Linked DNA regions of Homo sapiens: region 1 is linked to region 2. A link is a loop called in an ENCODE intact Hi-C map of the cell type or tissue named here. Cell type or tissue: Caco-2. All regions are shown on one strand. Region 1 overlaps LRP11 (LDL receptor related protein 11). Region 2 holds the start of RAET1E (retinoic acid early transcript 1E).

Region 1 (2,500 bases), 63 kb before region 2:
TTTTTCTATATTTTCTACAGTAAATCCATATTATTTTAATAATTAGAAAAAGCCCTAATATAATAACTGTACATCTAATCTCTCTGCATCTGTGAAAGACCACTCTTTACATCTTCATAACCAAATCCAAAGGCTGATTATCAAAAAGCAAAAGGAGAGATCATAAATAGATTGGAAATTGGGTGCTGACTCCCATCAGCCGCAGGTGGCAGCCTGGAGCATTATTTTCTTTTTTTTCCCTCCAACTTCTAAGTTCCGGGGTACATGTGTAGGATGTGCAGGTTTGTCACACAGGTAAACGTGTCATGGTGGTTTGCTGCACAGATCATCCCATCCCTAGGTATTAAGCCCAGCATCCATTAGCTGTTCTGCCTGATGCTCCCCCTCCCCCTACCTCCCACCCTCTGACAGGCCCCAGTGTGTGTTGTTTCCCTCCATATGTTCATGTGTTCTCATCATTCGGCTTCCATTTCTAACGTGAGGACATGCAGTATTTGGTTTTCTGTTCCTGCGTTAGTTTGCTGAGAATAATGGCTTCTAGCCTGGAGCACTATTTTCAAAAGGATTCTGAGCTAAGTCCACATTCCCCATGGGACAGTGCTGGGACCAATGAGTGACACCTAGCATGGGTAAGGGCTGATGGGGTAAAGTATGAATGTCAGCCTATTTATCATTCCTCAGTGCTGGACAGCACCTTGGAGGACATCTGGTTGAAGTCCCTTATTAACAGATGAGGCAACTGAGGTCCAGAGATATGAAGTGACTTATTCAAGGTTCTAAAGGTAGAGCCAAGACCTGGGCTTTGGTCTCGACTCTACTTTCAGCTAATTTGTTCATGCTCACGTGGTTCTCTCCACCACAGTAATGTGGTAGGAATTCATCCATCCTGGCCTCTGATAACACAGATCTCTCCATAAACTCTTCACCCCTTCGGCAGTCCTGCCAAAGATGCCTGGTCTGCCCAACTCTGTTTCTTAGATTGTGATGCTCTTCTCCATACAAACTATCTTAAGCAGAGAAAACCCACTAAAACCACATCCAAAGGCTTGCATGTAGTGACCGATTTTACCAGTAGGTGGCAGTACCAACCAGGAATGGACCAAAAAAGCAGACACTTGGCAGCATTCTTAACCAAAACTCAGAAAGAAAAGCCCCTGATAGAATGCAATGTTTTGCAGACATATTTTTATGGAGGCACTTAAAATCTACAAGGCACATAAACAAGAGTGGAAGGAAATATAACAAATATTAAAAGCAGTTTTCAAAAGAGGTGGTATTTTAAATTCACTTTCCTTCTTAAATTATTTTGCATCTTCCGTATCTTGTACAATGAACAAAAATTTTTCTTAATAAACTTACTAAAATCATGTCAGGTTATTTCAATACAACTTATGCAGAGTCTGAAAAGACATTAGAAAAGCTTTTGGAAATGTGATAATCTCTATTTCTGTCTCATGTCACATAATCATGCAAATAATAAGTGTGTAAAAAATGATGGAATCCTGTAATACTTATTGATTGACTGATTGAGACAAGGTCTCACTATGTTGCCCAGGCTGGTCTCAAACTCTTGGCCTCAAGCAATTCTTCTGCCTCAGCCTCCAGAGTAGCTGGGATTATAGGTGAGTCACTGCATCTGGCTAAATTCTGTAATGCTTTAGTCATGTTAATGTATTTTAGGCCAGGTGCAGTGACTCACACCTATAATCCTAGCACTTTGGGAGGCCAGCCGAGGTGGGCAGATTGCTTGAGCCCAAGAGTTCAAGACCAGCCTGGGCAACATGGCAAAACCTTGTCTCTATAAAAAATACAAAAATTAGTCAGGCATGGTGGTCCCAGCTACTACGCCTATAGTCCCAGCTACTCAGGAGGCTGAGATGGGAGGATCATGTGAGTTTGGGAGGCTGAGGCTGCAGTGAGCTGTGATCGCGTCACTGTACTCCAGCCTGGGAAACAGAGTGAGACCCTGTCTCAAAAAAAATAAAAATAAATCTCATTAGCCTTACTTTTTTTAGTGATAGATTTAGTTAAATTGGAGGCATAACGTTGAATTACTAGCACATGCATCTCTTTCAAGACAACTTGTTTAAATGTTCACTTGCTTGGGTGAAGAGGATTTACACAAATACATAATGGTTATGCTGTTTCATCTCAAAACAACCTAAAATTTAACACTTTGGGTATTGGTTTACGTAAGCTAAGTGTTAATGTATTTACAAATAAATGTATTAGTGTCTCTGGAGTAGGTACATGAGTGTATTTAGTAAGTGTCCCTTACTACAAATTAGTGCAAATGTCAAGATTTCCCCCCGCCTTTCTGGCCAAATTCTTAATTTTAACTCTTATTTCAAGATACTTCCTTAACACTCTTCAAACATAAACTTAATTGTGAGCCAAGTTTGGCTACAGAAAACAAGGTTCTTCATTGAGAACCCACCGTGAATCCTTACCTGGCATCACAGGAATGATTTGACTCTCTGGTCCCCAAAAGGCGGAATGA
Region 2 (2,500 bases):
GTTCTCTGTCTGCTAAGGTTAAAGAACCTCAATTTTGAGGGTGCACTTCCACCTCTTGGTCTGGAGAAGGGGTCTCAAATCTGTCCTGAGTGGAGCCTGTTCTGTACACATCCAGGCCCTGAGAGTACACAGAGAGGAACTCACTGCTACCGCCCTGCCAATACTGCTGCTGTGGGGACACCAGCGGGGGTGGGCCAAGAACAGAGTGTATGTGTGTGTTTGTGTGTGTGTGTGTGTGTGTGCATGGGTGCTTGTGTGTGTGTGCGTGCATATGTGTGATATGACCACTGAGTAGCTCCTTAGCAGGGCCAATATTTTCTACAAGTCTGATGACTCACAGGAAGGAGCACACCAGGCCTATACTTGGGTCCTGACATCTGGGATGCCAACCTAACACTGAAGAAAAAGAAAGAGCTGCAGACAGGCTGGGAAAAATATACAGAAAGGGGAAAGGGGCCCTTCCACCTTTGTTGCCCTCTGTGGTCCTGAATCTCAGCTTGGCCTGAGCCAACCTGAAGATGGGAAGGAATAGCCATTTTCCAACTGCAAAATGTCAGCTTCAGGCAATGGTTTCAAAACTGAAGTAATGGTTACATATGAAGTAGATTTTTGTTTGTTTTGTTTTTTGAGACCAGGTCTTGCTCTGTCATCCAGGTGGAGTGCAGTGGCATGAGCACGGCTCACTGCAGCCTTGAACTCCCAGGCTCAATCAGTCCTTCCACTTCAGCCTCCAGAATAGCTGGCACTACAGGCATGAGCCACCACACCCAGCTAATTTTTAAATTTTTGGTGTGGAGATGGGGTCTCATCACGTTGCCCAGGCTGATCTCGAACTCCTGGGCTCAAACAATCCTCCCCCCTCAGCCTCCCAAAGTGTTGGGATTACAGGAGTGAGCCACCACACCCGGCTGAAATGGAATTTTAATTGAAGTAAGAAGCGGGTGATAAGGAAAGTGAAACCAATAATTTCACATAGTCCCTGGAAGCCCGTTGCTATAAAGAACTTTCAGCCTGAAGTCCAAAGAGAGACGAAAATTTTAAAATGAATTGGACTGCAGTTTTCAATCCCTGAAAATGAGTCACAGCCTTTTTGTGGCAGTGTGCCCTGGGCTTCTAACCGTCCTCTCCCTGCCCCAGCTGCCTTGAGGTCCCGGCCAATGGTTTCAACACTCAGGCTAGGAATGCCAAGGCCCGGCAGAGCGAGGCTGTGGAAGCCTTGGCATAAGCGGAAGGGAGGATCTGAGGGAGAATGGGACAAGAGAAGTCGGAAAGAAGGAGTTAGGGCAGGAGAACAAGGAGAAATCCCTGTCCCCCAAATTGGAGAGAGGGGCGATTGGGACTCCAGACTGGAAGGAGGCACGGATCCCTGAGTGCTTGGTGTGGAGGCAGAGGACCCGCAGAGCCACCCCGTCCTCCCTGCCTTATCCAGCGTCCCCGCCGCCACACCCCCAGCATCTCCCCCAACCCCACTTTTACTTCATTATCTGCCCCTGGTTCTCTCACCACTCGAGCCCCTGCTTTCCTCCTTCACTCCCAAACATGCACACGTTCCCTCTGCACGGGTGTTTGGAACACCAGCCATCCCCCACCCCCTACCTTGTGCCAGCAGGAGATGTTTGTCCTTCTGCCGTCTCTAGGATGGAGAGGCCTGAGGTGACTGCTTCCTCAGAGTCTCTGTGCAAACTCTCTGAGGAGCAGAAACCAGTTCAGTCTCTCTGGGTGTGGAGAGGCCGGCCTAGCAGAACACCCGTCCACCATGCAAACCGGGTGGGGCCACCTGTCAACTGTCACGTGTGAGTGATTCTAGGACAGGGTAACTCGTCCAGAATTGGATCCAATTCAGTACTGGATTCACCATCAGTAGAAGGACCAAGACCAGACTCAAGTCCCAGCCACGAAATTCTAGAAAGGATTTAATGTAATTTTAGCAGTTGTTGGAGACCAGCATGTGATGGCATACATATGTTTTCCTTGATATGTAGGTGGGGGCCCCCACCTTTTTTCAGGGTTTAGGCTTCTGCAGGTCCTGGCATAGCTGTGACAGCGGCCCTACCTCATTTCTGGTGGGTGCTGGCTCCCTCTATTGCTTGGTTTCTGTGCAAACACTGCATTATCGTCCTGCCCTCTTGAGACCTGGAGCTCCTGCCCCCTGAGCTCGTGTTCGCACTGTGTGTCACTGAACCTCGCTGTTTTCTTCTTGCAACTCCATTCCCCTCTGCAACTGGAAGACCAGCACTTCTCCTGAGTCTTCCTTAAAAGACACCCTGCCCACTTCCTTACAAAGCCCCCACCAAAGTGACACCAGCTACTTGTGAATGTAGCCAACTTTACTGAAGATTTAGAGGTTATGTTATAAGGCTGTGAATAATTTAAAAAAAAAATCACCTATTTGCTCGACCTCTTTCTTATCTCTTCTTTGGACTAGAAATAAAATATCTATGATTTGACCACACTGTCATCTAGTACTCGACCCTGGTTCTAGGCCACCGTCCTCCTGGCC

Evidence for each region. Peaks named below come from ENCODE experiments on the same cell type or tissue, not always from the same donor. Only the 100,000 strongest peaks of a DNase experiment are listed, where the experiment ranks them.
Region 1: it touches region 2 in a loop (10-fold over the local background); 12 of 110 quality-filtered maps call a loop at or near these places.

Annotation. Positions count from the first base shown.
Region 1 is chr6:149,833,635-149,836,134 of GRCh38, forward strand. LRP11 (LDL receptor related protein 11) reads right to left here. Exons shown (of 7, transcript NM_032832.6): 5 at 2,451-2,500. It overlaps RAET1E-LRP11 (RAET1E-LRP11 readthrough), which reads right to left. Exons shown (of 15, transcript NR_182438.1): 13 at 2,451-2,500. Among named protein-coding and RNA genes, the nearest start is that of RAET1E-AS1, 29 kb to the right of the region's middle. In Caco-2, a CTCF peak has its summit at 1,051 (motif pointing right); a DNase peak (open chromatin) is centred at 1,047.
Region 2 is chr6:149,896,425-149,898,924 of GRCh38, forward strand. It overlaps RAET1E (retinoic acid early transcript 1E), which reads right to left and starts at 1,689. Exons shown (of 6, transcript NM_001394057.1): 1 at 1,597-1,689. All of the region lies in intron 1 of RAET1E-AS1 (RAET1E antisense RNA 1), which reads left to right. RefSeq lists a silencer at 1,949-2,243. In Caco-2, no CTCF peak of the experiment used is centred here; no DNase peak of the experiment used is centred here.